Linked DNA regions of Homo sapiens: region 2 is linked to region 1. The links are chromatin loops, found by intact Hi-C in ENCODE. Cell type or tissue: mammary epithelial cell. All regions are shown on one strand.

Evidence for each region. Peaks named below come from ENCODE experiments on the same cell type or tissue, not always from the same donor. Only the 100,000 strongest peaks of a DNase experiment are listed, where the experiment ranks them.
Region 2: it touches region 1 in a loop (2.1-fold over the local background); 4 of 110 quality-filtered maps call a loop at or near these places.

The regions. Positions count from the first base shown.
Region 1 is chr6:100,378,640-100,386,639 of GRCh38, reverse strand. It overlaps SIM1 (SIM bHLH transcription factor 1), which reads left to right. Exons shown (of 12, transcript NM_005068.3): 12 at 1-1,631. Among named protein-coding and RNA genes, the nearest start is that of SIM1-AS1, 11 kb to the left of the region's middle. In mammary epithelial cell, no CTCF peak of the experiment used is centred here; a DNase peak (open chromatin) is centred at 4,419; H3K27ac peaks cover 753 bases.
Region 2 is chr6:100,474,817-100,482,816 of GRCh38, reverse strand. No RefSeq gene overlaps it. Among named protein-coding and RNA genes, the nearest start is that of SIM1, 14 kb to the right of the region's middle. RefSeq lists a silencer at 1-84. In mammary epithelial cell, a CTCF peak has its summit at 3,191; no DNase peak of the experiment used is centred here.

The DNA.
Region 1 (8,000 bases):
AAATAAGCTTTAGGGGATCTTCTAGAAAAGGGTAGTGTGCTCCAATTTTTATTTCTCCTTCTTATGGGGGATGAGGATCAATTATAGTACAAGACCATTTGGAAAATATGCATATATATTTTAAAATGAAATACAAGATTTCCGCCCTCAAGATCTAAACCAAGTAAGTTTGATGGATGGCAGCACAGATAAAGAAATCTTCTGAATACACATTTGATTTTTATAGCTCTCTCTTTCAAGAGTAGGATATTACTAAGATATTCAGTGCAATCTATCAGTCCTAGTAGTATTTAGAAGTGACAGAGTGAATGCTGATATTTGGAAAATTGAGCATTTGACCATTTTGGGGTCACTCACCTGGCCTAGTGGAATAGCTTACACTTTAATACAATCAAACACAGTCTTTCTGATATAAAATGTTTGAATGCCCAGATTTGGTTCCCTAGTTCACTCAAATCATAGATGTTGACATACATCCTGTTTTCATAATGATTTTAAAAAGAATGTAAATCCTATGGTCCTCCAAATAAATGATTCAACGTTTATGTAAATGTCAAGTTTTTGTGAATAGGGATTTATGTCTAAGACAGAAAAATCTACTGAACTAGTTCTTACTGTGGAACTAATTGTGGATAAAACATTCGTTATCATCTAAATTTTAAATGAATGACAACAGTTATGGACACATGCAAAAGGTATCAGACATAGAAAATATTGTTGGGGGAAATTTCTGTGTGGTGCTAATTTCTTGTAAGGGTTGTACAGATAGTGCTTAACTCAAAAAGTGAGAGTGTGGTCATTGCCAAATAGGGGTTTGCTCAGAGTTCCTTCTCTAGGACTGTATGCAGAAAGCATACACACACACATACGCACACAGAAAAATATGATTTTTATATCATATTCATGAAAATGTGCCATATCCAATTATAACACACACACACACACACACACACACACACACACACACACATAAATAAATAAATGATGGTTCACATAAGAAATCCTAATTGCTAATTTTAAACCAAACATTTGTAGTTTTGTTTATTGCAACTTTGCTGCATGGGACTTTGCTTTCATAAATCTATATGGGGTTGGGGTTAATTTGCCCTAATTTGCTGACCTGGGACACATGTAATCACTGTTAAACTTACACCCGGTAACCCTGATGTGTTTACATTTCAAAAGAAATGAAATTGGCCTGGAAAAAAATTTTGGAAGTACTGTAAGTCTTTTTTCTTTTTTTTTCCGAAGGGAAATATTTCAAAAAAGGAAACATTATGAGTAGACACTTCAAAAAAGATAAAATATTTTACATTTGTTTTTTGACTAATGTGCTATAAAAAGGATTATATTTGTGAGAAAAGATACTGATCGCCAATATTTCAAATACCGTCTTGCAATGTATAGTTTTTAGTGACATTGTAGTATAAAGCTGTAATTTGAAATTTTACTTTGGAATGTAAAGTAGAAAATATTAGCTATGTCAATGATATCTTGCAAAGTGTTCCCATTTATAATTATTTATATTGTAAATAGCTTTCTGAAGTAAATTCGAAGTTAATGTGCATAAAATGTATTTATTATGTGAGGAATTTTTTGGTTTAAAATATAGTTACCAATATGCACTTTGAGTCTGGGTTATTCATTGAAAGAAAAATCTCTATAGGACAAAAAAGACTGTCAACTAAAAGAGTGCTATAAAGAAACAGGAACCATTTTAGCTCTAGATTCTATTGGAATGGGTAGCACTAAACACACACACACACACACACACACACACAAATATGCACACACACATACTGTAAGAGACCTGGGAATGGAAGCATATACATATGTACAGCAACTATTAAATAATGGGTCTGTTTTTTATTAGACACTGGAGAATGGTTTTTCAATGTTTCATTAGGACAACTTACGCAGGACTTCTTTGTTAAATAAAGCAGAAAATTTGAAAGTAAAGATTACATTTTTAATGCCTCAGTGAAAAGAAAACCTATAATATTGAGATTATTTAACTTGTTCTCATTTAAAAATACTCTCTGAATAATTTTTGTTTTGGAATCCAAAGTATTTTAAAAATTCAGAATGAAGAATTAAGGTCAAACAAAAATAGATTGCCAGGTAGCAATCTATTCTACCTGGCAATCTGTTTTTTTCTCTTTTAAGCATTTTCATAATGCCCAACATGCTTTTCTTTTTCTCCTCTGGGAATTTCTGATTTGCCCTGAAGTATTCAGAAATTGTCAACTATTGGCCAATTTAATGAACTACACAATATCTGTCTAATTCAATGGAAATATAGTTTGTATTTTTTATGAAGCTGAACAAAATATCAATATATCATTGTTACAGCATTTATCAGATATTTTCCAATATGATTCTTTGAAATACTTGTTTTAGGGCTTTTGCTTCTGCAAATATAATTGTTTTCACCTATTTCATTCTCCAAAATAACTGCACTTCCAATTTAATCCACAACTTTTATTGAATACCTATTATGTGTCCCAAATGGGATAGGCGCCAAGAATCTTTGTCATTGCAGGGTGTAATAAGAAAGTACATACAAGGGGTCTTTGATTTTCTCTATGTGCTTTGAAAGTGTAAATTCTTTAGATAATCATAAAAATAACAAGCATTTATTGAACTATCATGTGCTAGGCACTGAATCAAGCTCAGATCATCATAGAAGTCTGAATAAAGACCATCACAGAGGAAGATACCAATATGCTCCATTTGATTAATGAGGGAACTAAGACTCAAAGTCTCACTTGAGTAACTTAGTCACAAAGCTAGTAAGTGGTGAGATGAAATTTGAACTCAGGACGATTTACTCTAAAACTTTACCTAACTTCATTCTGCTTTCTTTATATATGTAATATAATATAATATTTCATATAATAAATCAGCCTGCTGGGATCAGTCTGTCTCTGGTTGCCATGGTAATCATTCAATCCACGGGTATTAGGAACTGAGGCAGCCTTCCAGGCCCACCCAGCCATCCTTTCTCAATTAACAAAATACATGTTTCATATATATATATGTATGTATATATGTATGCATGTATATATATGCATATATACATACATATATATATGTATGTATGTATATATGCATATGTGTGTGTGCATGTATATAAAGAAAGCAGAATGAAGTTAGATAAAGTTTTCTTTTACCTAACTTCATTCTGCTTTCTTTATATAGGCTGTTTCTTTCATATATATAGATATGTCTCCTTACATACATTTTTCTTTCCTGCTGAATGAGGGTTCTGATGTTTCTTTTATATGACCATGATACCAAGAAAAGTTTAGGGCACAATAAGCTCACAGGAAAGTTATCCTAAAAGTTTCCCCATAATATTTGACTTTTTTTGAGGCTTTCTCAATTAACAAAATGCAAATGGCTTCACTAGTAATTATCAACTGTATACATGTTTTACCTAACATTTTCAGGACATGAGCCAAAACAAACGTTTTACTTTTTCATCACAGTCATTAAATGCTTTGTTTTGTTTCATGGAAAATTTTCCTTCCTCTTTGGATAAAAACCAACCAAAACTCACTCAAGCAAGAGTCAATATGTGTCAGCAATGACTGCATTATTTAAAGGCCTGGTTTTGCTATTTCAACTACCACATTATGTATTTTCCTTATTTGAGGGGGAACTTGTTGTAAGTTATCTGACCGGAAGGCTGCCCTTCTAAATGCAGATGATTCCTGTAGGATGTCTTTAAGCAATGATGCGCACCTGCTGGAATCAGTCTGTCTCTGGCTGCGTTGGTAATTATGTAACCCATGGGTATCAGGAACTGAGGCAGCCTCTCAGGCCCACCCAGCCATCCACCGCCACTGGCCTCTCTGCCTTATAGTGTCAGGAGGGTCAGTTCTCTGTAATACTTCTTGGCCTTTTAATAATTATACTTTATAACTTAATATGTGCTGTATTTACTGGTGGAATTAGATCCAGGGTGGGAGAAATGTAAAACACCCCAGCTTTGGGAATTTGTAAATAATCTCTGCTTTATTCAGCTTCCCGCAGGTCAGGCTCCTGTGTGGGGAATAATTCCATATGGGAATCTTAGTTGAGTGCCATCTAACTAGATCTTAAAGGGAATCTTGGCAGTATCTTCCAAGCCATAAGGAAATAATTCTCAGTTTCTGATGAGGCTTTTCTGAGAACTTTGTTTATATATATATATCAACATCAAAAACCCAAACCAACCAAACAAAAAACACCTGAACCTGAGGAGCCCTTTGTGGATGAAGTCTCTAGGGTTCACTTGGAAATGGGTAATTGGGTTCTAACGTAAGAAGAAATCATCCAGGCAATAATTGAGGCTCATTATTCAGTGCATTTCTACATTTCTAATTTCCAATTTCAGCCCTTGTGTGAGTCACATGCCCCATTAGTTAGGCTAGACAGGGCTTGTCCATGGTAGCATGCTAAAACTATTTTTTAATTTAAAAGGTCACAGGCATGTTTTTAATTCACATTTGCAATTCTGTTACATAATTAAGCATTGTCGATAGCTAAGAAAAGTTTTTTCAGTGTGGGGAGTAAAAGAGATGATCGGGCTGGCTTTTACACTGCTTAAATATGCCTTCCAGGCTCACAGGTTCCTTGTTTAAATATACCCATGTCTGTTATCTAATTGACCTTGCTAGTTTCCTTACATAAAATTAATATATATATAAGAGATGCCTTGTAATGAATGACACAGAATATCTTGTTTTTGAAATTTATTTTTATTTCATGACACTGCTGTTCCTTCATGTAATGGAAATAAAATGGCTTAACAATTCTGCCACTCTTTCATGCCCACTTTAGTTGGTTTATGGCCAGGTTTCCTTCATTAGAGATATGTCATATTTCATTGCTCCAAATTTTTACTTTTTTCCCAAGCTCCCCTTACCCTGCAGACATCATGTCATTTTACTTCAGGGACCATCTCTAAATGATAAGGACTTAAAAATACATATATAACCATTATGCCACTTCATACCTACCAAACTTAACAATAACTTATTGTCATCCAATATGTGGCACTTTTTGAAAGGAGGCTATGATCAGGCATGAATTTGTTTCCTTCTGTTTCAAGGTCCTCATGCCTCCCTTTGGACTTTCTATCTTTGACGCTTCCACAGCTCTCTTTGTCTATTCACACTTCTCCCCCTTCTCTCATTTTTGACCCCTCTCAGCTTCTTCCCAGGATATTTAGGTACGCCAGTGTTCTTTTAATGCATACTACATACATGCATACACACACATGCACACACTCCCAGATGGGCCCAGTCTTCAGGCCACAGGCCTCATAGCTGCTCGCTTACTCTTGCTCAATCCTCACAGCAGCTGTTTTCCATTCCAAGAGCATCCTAAATCCGACTCTTAGGGGAAGACAGAATGCTTTATAGTCCTGTCTTCCTGAAATGTTTCAGTATCTCTTCCTAACACTTCAAAATGCGTCTGTATCTTCGCCCTTCTTTTCTGCCTGCTTATTTCATGAAACAAGTGATTTTCCTTTCCAAGAGTAACTCCTTTTCCTGTAATACTGATTTAGTGACACTGCTAATTGTTCCCTTCTTTTCTCTATTTACTGACTCCTTTGTTTCTGCTAGATATGCTTCAGTCTCTCAATTTAAAAAAAGCAAGAAGAAGAACAAAAATAAGGATAGCCATTTGGATACTATCCTCTCTCTTCCTATTACCAACAAAAAAGTTTATTTATTTATGTATTTAGATGACATGATACACTACTTACTTTCTATTTTACACACACTCCCAAACTTTAAGGTACAATTTTCCCCTTTTATCTTGTGGTTCCCTTATGCACAAGTCATCATCAGCTCTTCATTGTCTTTCATATAGCATCCTGACCCCTTTTCTTGCTATTTAAGATTTCCTCCAATCTAGTTTCCACTGCCATTTTCTTTCTTTCTTTTTCTGAGACAAGGTCTCATTCTGTCACCCAGGCTAGAGTGCAGTGGTGTGATCATGGCCCACTGCAGCCTTGACCTTCTGGGGTCAAGGCCTGTGCCACCACACATGGCCAATTTTTCTATTTTTTGTAGAGACAGGGTTTTGCCATGTTGCCCAGGCTGGTCTCAAACTCCTGAGCTCAAGCAATCTGCCCACCTCGGCCTCCCAAAGTGCTAGGATCACAAGTGTGAGCCATTGCACGTGGCTCTACTGCCATTTTCAAAATCATCTTCCACTACTCTCCTACATAATTAGTCTACACCCAACACACAGGTGTACTCGTTGTCCTATATCACATCATTTGTCTCTCAGAGGCTGGCAGTGTAGCCTGTGTGCATGTGCTTACATGCTAAATCAAACCTAGATTTGAATCTCAGCCCTGCTACTTACTAGTGATGCAACTTTGAACACTCTGGCTTGGTTCTTTCCTTGGTAAAATGGGGATGCAGAAGATTCATATCTCAAAAAACCCTTGTGAGCATTCAAGGAAGCAATGCTTGTGGCACCCTCAGTATACAGCAAGTGCTCAACAGATGTTAGCTATTAGTGTTAGGGGTCTCCAAGAATGCACTTCCCCTTCATTCATCCTTCGGTCAGTGCTTAACTGACATTTATCAAGTGCCTCCACGTACTGATTGACATTCGGCTAGTCCCAGGCCACTACAGAAAAAAATCTGTGTGGTCCCTGACACACAAGGCTCACAATTGAGGAAGGTGGTGAGGGATAATCTCAAATGCCCTTCAGTCCTTTCCACCTGCGTAGATGCTGCCCTTCCTGTGAAGCCTGCCTGTCGTGGCCCCCTCCTTGACTGACCCCTATGCACTGCCTTGGGTTGCACTTTCTTTCTGAACTCCAAATGTTCCTGGCCAGCTTGCCAGCTGTTTTCTTGTGCTCTCTAGTATGTTTGTGTGGGCTCTTTCATCAGCAGCAAGGCCTTCAATGCAGGGACCGTTCCCTGTGCCTTCTGTTACCTTCAGCCCTAGCCCCTATAACAGCACCTGACACAGGAGAGAAACATGATAAATATGCTGGGTGAGTGACTATGTGCTGCCTTGCAAATGGTCATGTATTTCAGATTATTTCATCTGATCTTCAGTCAGCATTACAAAACCTCCGGTGGCTTGTGCAACCCCAAATAATCTCTGGATTGTACAAACAGGATTACAGCTTTTTCATGTTTTCTTTCTTTTTGTTGTGGGGGCAGAGGGAGGATTGCAAGTTGTTTTCAACATTCTGATTTTAAAACCTGAACAGTAATCATTCCGAGTCTCATCTATGTTAATGATTTTTACTTACAACTTGCATTCTAAAGGAGATTATATATGAGACACATTGGCACAGTCTCTGGCTTATGGTGACTGAACACCATTGTGTTCCACCTCTTCTTCCCTCTCAAATCTACGTTTTCCCCTAATTTGCCCCCAAATCTCTTTCTGCATTTGTGATGCATATTCCATATTTCTAAATTGTATTCCATGACACAAATCCATTTTAAAAAACACTTTTCCCAAATCTTACTCCGTTACTGAGTGAGATACCACCACAAATTCAACTTCCTCCCTTTCTTCCTTCAAATTCCCCCCAGATTTCCTTTCTTCTGTTCTATACATCTTCCACACTGCCGACAGGGTCTTCTTCCCAAATAGTTTATGTCATTCATCTGCTTAGAAAGCCCTTTTATGTCCCTATAGCAGCTGAATGAAATTTAAATCCCTTAGCCTGTCACATTGGGTGCTTTACAACTGAGCCCTAAACTACCTCCTCAGCCTTATCTCCATCTGTCACCTTGGATACCCTAGGTTTTTGCTGTATTGAGTTTTTCACTCTTCATGCAATATGCCCTGGCTTTCACTATCCCATGCCTTGGCACACACTGTTCTCTGGCTGGAATGTTCCACAACCACTATTTATTGGGAAAATTCTTCACCCTTCAAGGCACATAGTTCTCACGTGATGTTTAGTTCTCGTTGGGAAAGTTTTATACTTCCTTTCTTGGCTCCCACAGTGCATGGTTCATATTTCT
Region 2 (8,000 bases), 96 kb before region 1:
ATAGTCCTGATTAAACACAAGATCAGCTACAACCAGGCTTGGGACAGGGCTGGAGCTGGCTAAACAAGATTAGAGCTTTGTTGGAGCTATGAGAGCCCATCAGGTGTTCAATTCCTCAAATTTATTTTTTGGTTTCTTGATTACTTAAAAGTAGTATTGGGCTTTGAAAGCAGACAATAAACAGACATGTCACCTAGACAAGGTAGCCTGTGGCAAGAGCAGGCACTCTGTACAGCAAAGAAAGTACATCTACACCTGCCCTTCATTTCCACCCTCACTTTGCTGCCCCTCATAGCCCAGTCCTTCATCGGTACTCTTTCACTAGGTGGAAATCATCCTTGTCATCCATCCTGCATCCTGCAGGTTGCTGCCAAATCATTTTCTCCAAAAGGCCCTTTGCACCTTGTCATAGCCAGATTCCAGCAGGAACAGATGGGCATATGCACAAAATTTAACTGAAAATAGTTTAATAAAAGAACTGTATACAGAAGTGGATCAGGATTCAGATATTACCAAAGGATGCCAAATACTGAGGGACTAGCAAAAGTAAGATCTTGACCCAGGTCTGAAAGGCTAAGAGGAGAAAGATGGACTCCCTCAACTGGTGAGAGCCATAGTTATAGAAGAGGGAATGCCCACCAAAGTCAAGGCCTAGAAAAATATGATCATGTAAAAGCCATGGCAGGAAGAGGATGATGCAATGAACATTCCAGCTTTTCTCTCCCCCATCTCTCAATGGTTACCCACTGGTTAAACCCAACCAGAAGCTGAAGGGAACCCCGCTTCCCTCTGGAGTCCCTGCATGGGTTCAGTGTCTGTGGCATAGAGCAGGATAGAAAGGGTAGAGAATGAATCTGAAGGGGAAGGAGTTCTTTTATATCGGTATCTCATATAATTCCTATGGTTAAATTGTAGATCGGCATCTTACCCATTTTACAGATGATGAAATGAGGCTCAGTCAGATTACATGTCTTAGCAAAGGCCTCACAACTAATAATATGGCCACATAGAGTCAGAATTCAAATTCAAATTCGTTGTATGACTCCAAAATCTGTGTGCTCCAACCAGGGAAGCTGCACCGATGACTGGACTTGGGGATTGGTGGGGTCTAGGAAAGGAGCAAGATGGGAGATCTGAAGATGTCATTCAGGGGTTGATTCTGTTGACTTTGATCAAGTTGAGACCATGAACTGAAATAGGAAAACCAGGAGGGACATATTAGTTGTATGTGCCCACCCATGCTGAATCTGAGGGCCCTAAGGAAAACAATCATTTAGTGGATGTGTCTAGCATGCGATATGAACACAGGTCTGGAGTATCCGGAGGGCTCAAAGCCAAAAAGAAATATTTGCAACCATGGAGTAGGGTGATGGCTAATACCTTGAGGGTAAAGAACATCACCCAGGGGACTTGCTGGGCAGAGATGAGATGAAGACTCAGGCAGGGCCATCCAAGACCCCTGCACTGATCATTTCCTCATTACCAAGGGATTTCAAGGCATTTCATAATGCGTAGCCTGGCACAAAAGGCCCTCCTCCACTGGGCCCCAGACTTCAGCATTCTTTCTCACTGATTCCAGCAACCAACTCTCTTCTCTGGTTAAACCTACTTGCACTCTCCCAGCTCTTCCACTTTCCCATACCCCAAGCCTTGACCTGCCCACGCTCCACTCCTCCTTTGAGGCACACTATGCCCTGGGTGATGGCTCCCTTTTATGACCTTTGGTAGTCCCCACATCTTCACCCCACAGCATATCCTGTCTTACAGACCCTGTGCCTTTGTCTCCATCTGTATGAAGAATTACGTGCTCAGCATACATTGGACGTAGATAAATTGAAAAATACCAGTTGGCTTAATCATTTGCTTATTTTGGAGATGGCCAAACATCAGTAAGGCCAGCTTTTTTGTTTTATTCAAATTAGCTCGCCTTGGCCAGGCATGGTGGTTCACACTTGTAATCCCAGAATTTTGAGAGGGCAAAGTGGGAGGATTGCTTGAGACCAAGAGTTAGAGACCAGCCTGGGCAGCATAGCAAGATCCTGTCTCCACAAAAAATTTTAAAAATTAGCTGGGCATGGTGGTATGTGCCTGTAGTCCCAGCTTTTCAAGAGACTGAGGCAGGAGGATCACTTGGGCCCAGTAGGCTGAGGCTGGGGTGAGCCAAGATTATGCCATGCCTGGGCAACAGAGCAAGACATTGTCTCTTAGAAAAAAAAAATAGCCCACCAGTGTGGGCTACTTTGTGTCCAAAACAGTGATCCAAACATAGTAATGGCAATATTATTAGAATATCTGGGTGGGCTTCCAAAGGGACTATATGAAAGGGAACGGCACTCACTGGATATATATTATAGCGCCTAAAGTCATGATGGGCGCAGTAGGTAGTCACTGGTCAACTTCTGACCATAGCACATATTTTCTTATAATTTGGGGCAAGTTACTAAATTTCCCTCAGTCTCAGTTTTCTTACTTGTAATAGTGTCACTTATTTAATAGGTTTACCACGCAGATCAAATGAGATAATTCTTAGCCCAGGCCTGACAGCTAGTAAGACCTTAATAAATGCTAGAAATCATTGTTATTATAATTACTTCAGCCCATCGAGTTTAGCTTATTAGAGCTAGAAGGAACTGCATAGAAAATTCAGTCCCAGCACTTAATTTATAGATGAGCAAATGGATGCTCAGGTGTCAGGACATGATCGGATGGAGCTCAGATATAAAACAAGTCCTGTGTTCCTTCGTCCACTGGCCAGCACTACTCAAGAGTCTGTGTCACATTTTATACCTGCACAGGCCCATGCTTTTACTTGTATTACATGCAGTGAGGCAGAGTGATCTAGATCTGTTTTTTGTTCATTTTCTGAAGAGATAGAACATTTATGTCAAATCCAATCTACCTTGATCAGACAGGAAATATAATAAAACATTTAAGACAAATCTTTATAGAGCAAAAGTTATACCAGTTTGTAGTTACAAAAATCATTGCTGGTGACCCTAATTCATACCAACACTTACGGGAATAATGAAAGCAAACATGTGAAGAGTAAGGTTGAAGTGAAAGTCACAGGGGTGTTTTGTGCATGACTGGTTTTTTGTTAGTTTTTGGGTTTTGTTTGTGTTTTTAGACCACTGTCTGGGTCAGAGAAAAACACTTGTAATGAAAATGTCCACCTATAGGTGGCAAACTTGTACTGCTGTCATTCTGTCCTTGGGTGCCCTTGCAAGTAAATGTCACTTGGAATGGAGATGAAAATGAAATTTGAAGAAAGAAAACAAGAAATCTAAATGGATCCAGAAACAACACTCTCACAAAAATTTTAAATGAAAAAAAAAACCATGTAATAATCTCACAAGATACTTAGTCTGATTCATCTGCAAGAATACCTCATGAAATTGCACCAGATGCATTTATTCAGGATCCATTTCAGAGTTCCTACAACATAGCACACCCTGGTTTAGAGTGGGAAAGACACATCCCTGCCTTGAGAGTGCTGACAGCTGGGAGCCTTCCACCTGCAAAGCACTTCCAGCAACATCTCTCATCTGACTTTTGCTGTTGTCCCCGATGTCATAGATAAGAAAACAGAGGCTCAGAGACACCAGGGGAGCGGCAGACTGGAGCCCAGCTCCTTAGAGTCCAGGTACTGTCTCTGTCTGCCACTTTATGCTACTTCAACATAAGGCAGAAAGTGACAAAGTGATCCAGGATTAGGGGGTAGGAATAACTAATTCTTTGGGGTGTATCACTCACAGGAAAGCCCCAGTGGTTCTTCCAGAGCCTTTGTAAATAGAATGACCTTGGACTCTCTCATTTCTGCCCTTCACCCTGGCTAACCAACACTTACTCCCTAATCGTGAAAGGGGGGTTGTTTCCCAGAGTGAGGGTCAGGATCCCCTGGGGACTCTAAGGAAAGTAGTGAAGACTTTAATTTACAGTGGCCAGGCTTGGTGGCTCACATCTGCAGTTCCAGCTGCTTAGTGAGGCTAAGGTAGAAGGTTCACTTGAGCCCAGGAGTTTGATGCTGCAGTGAACTATGATTACATACCACTGTTCAACCTGGGTGACAGAGTGAAAAAAAAAAGACTTTATTAACGAGAAATAATTCTTTTTTTTTTTTTTTTTTGAGACAGAGTTTTGCTCTTGTTGCCCAGGCTGGAGTGCAGCGACGCGATCTTGGCTTACTGCAACCTCCGCCTCCCGGGTTCAAGAGATTCTCCTGCCTCAGCCTCCCGAGTAGCTGGGATTACAGGCATATACCACCATACCCGGCTAGTTTTATATTTTTAGTAAAGATGGAGTTTCTCCATGCTGGTCAGGAAATCCCGACCTCAGGTGATCCGCCCGCTTCAGCCTCCCAAAGTGCTGGGATTACAGGTGTGAGCCACCGCACCTGGCAAGAAATAGTTATTCTACCCTACTTTTAAAAACTTTTGATATAGTATACTCATTTAAATGTGTTTAATTAAAACAATATTGAGTGCCTGTTTAAACGTATAAAGAGGGTACAATGTGTTTTTCCATGCATTCCTTGCTCCTTTGAAGATTTTCCTATGTATCATCCCAGGCTTATCCCTAAGTATTTACATATATGTAGATACGTAAGTGTGGATATAGAGAGAATTTTCTTTGCCCAATTCATGTAGTACTCTGCTGCTTGCTTTTTTCATTTAACAATATAACTTGGAGAGCTTTAACTAGACCTATGTTATGCAGTTTAACGTGGCATGGGGTTTATAGTTTGAATGTACCATAATATATAAACCATTCCCTTCCCTACTGGTGGATGTCTAGGTTGTTTCTGTTTCTCACTATTACAAATAGGTCTGTAGTTAAGTCCTTTTACATATACCTGTGTACATGTGCAATATCTCTGAAGGATAAATTCCTTAAAATAAAAATATTGTTGGACCAAAGCATAGATATGCATTTTGAATTTAAAAAAAATACTGTTAAATTAACTCCCACAAAGGCTGAACTGCCTTTTTGTTGACCCTCTCTCTCATTAACTTTCTATTCACAACCTATACTGTGGGCCACTTTTATTCTGTTTTAACTTTTGTTTTGTTTTGTTTTGAGACATGGTATCCCTCTGTCACTCAGCCTATAGTGCAGTAGTGCAATCATGGCTCACTGCAGCCTTGAACTCTTGGGCTCAAGGGTATCCTCTTGCCTCAGCCTCCTGAGTAGGTGCGACTATAGGCACACACCACTATGCCCGGCTAATTTTTACAAAATTATTTTTTGTAGAGATAACGTCTTGCTATGTTGCCTAGGTTGGTCTCAAACCCCTGGGCTCAAGTGATCCTCCTACCTCAGCTTCTCAAAGTCCTGGGATTACAGGTGTAAACCACTGCGCCTGGGCCTATGTTTTAACTTTAATCTTGAAGTCTTCCTTCTCCTGCTTTCTCTCACCACACACTCATTTCACCGAAAACTCTGTTAGATTTACTTTCAAATACATCCAGAATCTAGCCACTTCTCACCACCTACTCTGCTATCACTTGGTTGAAGCCACCATTACCCCTGCACTGGATCCCTGTAGTAGTCTCCTACGCATCTCCTTGCTTCTGTTCTGCCCTCCTTCAAACTACTGTCAACACAGCAGCCAGAGTGACCCTGTTAAAACAAGTCAGATCATTTCATCCCTCAGCTCAAAATTCTGCAGCGTATCCTCACTTCACTTCGTGAAATCCTTATGATGACCTCCAAGGGCCTATGTGATCTGCACCTACATTCTCTTCTCCTACATTCTCCTCCTCCCCATCTGTACTCTGCCATGGACACTGACCTTCTTGCTACTCCATGAATCCTCCAGGCACACCCCACATTATGGTCTTAGCAGTCCTCTCCTTCCTGATATCCACTTGACTAACTCCTTCACCTCCTTCAAGTTGGCTCAAATTTCTCTTTCTCAGTAAAGCCCTTCCAATACCCTTATTCAATACTGCAAACATCCCCCATCGGCGTCCTATACTCCTTGCTCTTCTTTTTCTTTTCCCAGAGCATTTACAACCCTTTTACCTGCTATGTAATTAACTTTATTATGTTCGTTGCCTACCTCTCCCATTTGAATTTCCATGCCACATGGGTGGGGATCTTTGCTGTTTTGTTCACTGGAAAAAATCTTTCATAAATATCTGTTGAATTGGAGTCGCCATTCCTCTCTCCATTGCAATGGTGAAATAGCTTCAAAAAGCTGTAGTTTTGACACTGAGTCATTCCCTTGTGGATGATGTTGTCCTATTGCTTTTTAAAGATAAGTTTCGAAAAGGAAAAAAAAATAGAAAAATTGGACATCATCAAAATTTTAAACTTTTGCTTGTGAAAGACTCTGTAAAGGGGATGAAAAGACAAACTACAGACTGGGAGAAAATATTTGCAAATCACAAATCAAACAAAGAATATATATAATCTCAGAACTCAACTGTAAAAAACCACACACAGGCAATTCAATTAGAAAATGAACAAAAACAAGAACAGACATTTTACCAAAGGGGATACAGAGATGGCAGATAAGTACATGAGAAGATATCTAACACTATTTGCCATTAGGAAGATGTAAACTAACAAACACCACAATGATATCAGACCTATCTGAATGGCTAACATAAAAAAAATCACGTCAAATGCTGGCCAGGCACGGTGACTCACACCTGTAATCCTAGCCCTTAGGGAGGCCAAGGCGGCTGGATTGCTTGAGCCCAGGAGTTTGAGTCCAGCCTGGGTAACCCTGTGACACCCCCTTCTCTACAAAAAATACAAAAATTTGTCAAGCGTGGTGGTGTATGCCTGTAGTCCCAGCTACTTGGGAAGCTGAGGTGGGAGGATCACTTGAGATTGGAAAGTCGAGGCTGCAGCATGCCTGGGTGACAGAGAGAGACACGATTTCAAAAAAATAAATAAATAAAATGCTAGTGAGGATGTGGAGAAAACGGATCACTCATACATGGTGGTAAGCATGTAAAGTGGTACAGTCACAAATATACTTTTACTTTTTCTTTTAAAACCAAAAATGGACTTCCCATACCACCCAGCAGTTGTACTTTCAGGCATCTGTGCCAGAGAAATGCAGACTTATGTTCATACAGAAACTTGTACAGCAATGCTCATAGCAGCTTTATGTATAATATACAAAAACTGGAAACCACCCAAATGCTCTTCAACAGGGTGAACGGTTAAAAAAAAACTGTAGAACATACATACCGTTGAATACTACTCAGAAATAAAAAGGAATGAACTACTGATACGTGAAACAATATGAACTGATCTCAAGAGGTTGTGCTGAGTGAAAACACCAATCTCGAAAAGTTACATTATATATGATTCCATTTACATAACATTCCTGAAACAAAATTATCAATGGAAAAGAGAGTAGTGGTGTCCAGGGTTTAGAGATGGGGATGGAGGGAAAGAGAAAGCTGTAGCTATAAAGGGGTAATATAAGGGAGTCTTGTGGTGATGGTGCAATTCTGTATCTTAATTGTAGTGATGGTACACTAAGCTAAGCTACACATGTGATCAGACTGCATAGGTCTATGAGCACACACACACGGATACACACACGCAGGCACACACACACGCACACTCACGAGTACAAGTGTAACTGGAGAAACCTGAATGAGCTCTGTTAATTGTACCAATGTCACTTTCTTGGTATTTATACATACTGTAGTTACGCAAGATGTTACTGGGTCAGGCAAGGTAAAGCGTGCACCAGAATTCCCTGTACATTTCTTTGCAACTTCCTGTAAATCCATAATTATTTCCAAATTGAAAAAATAAAGGACAGGGCGCGATGGCTCACACCTGTAATCCCAGCACTTTGGGAGGCCGAGGCAGGTGGATCATGAGGTCAGGAGATCGAGACCATCCTGGCTAACACGGTAAAACCCTGTCTCTACTAAAAATACAAAAAATTAGCCAGGCGTGGTGGTGGGCGCCTGTAGTCCCAGCTACTCGGGAGGCTGAGGCAGGAGAATGGCGTGAACCCGGGAGTC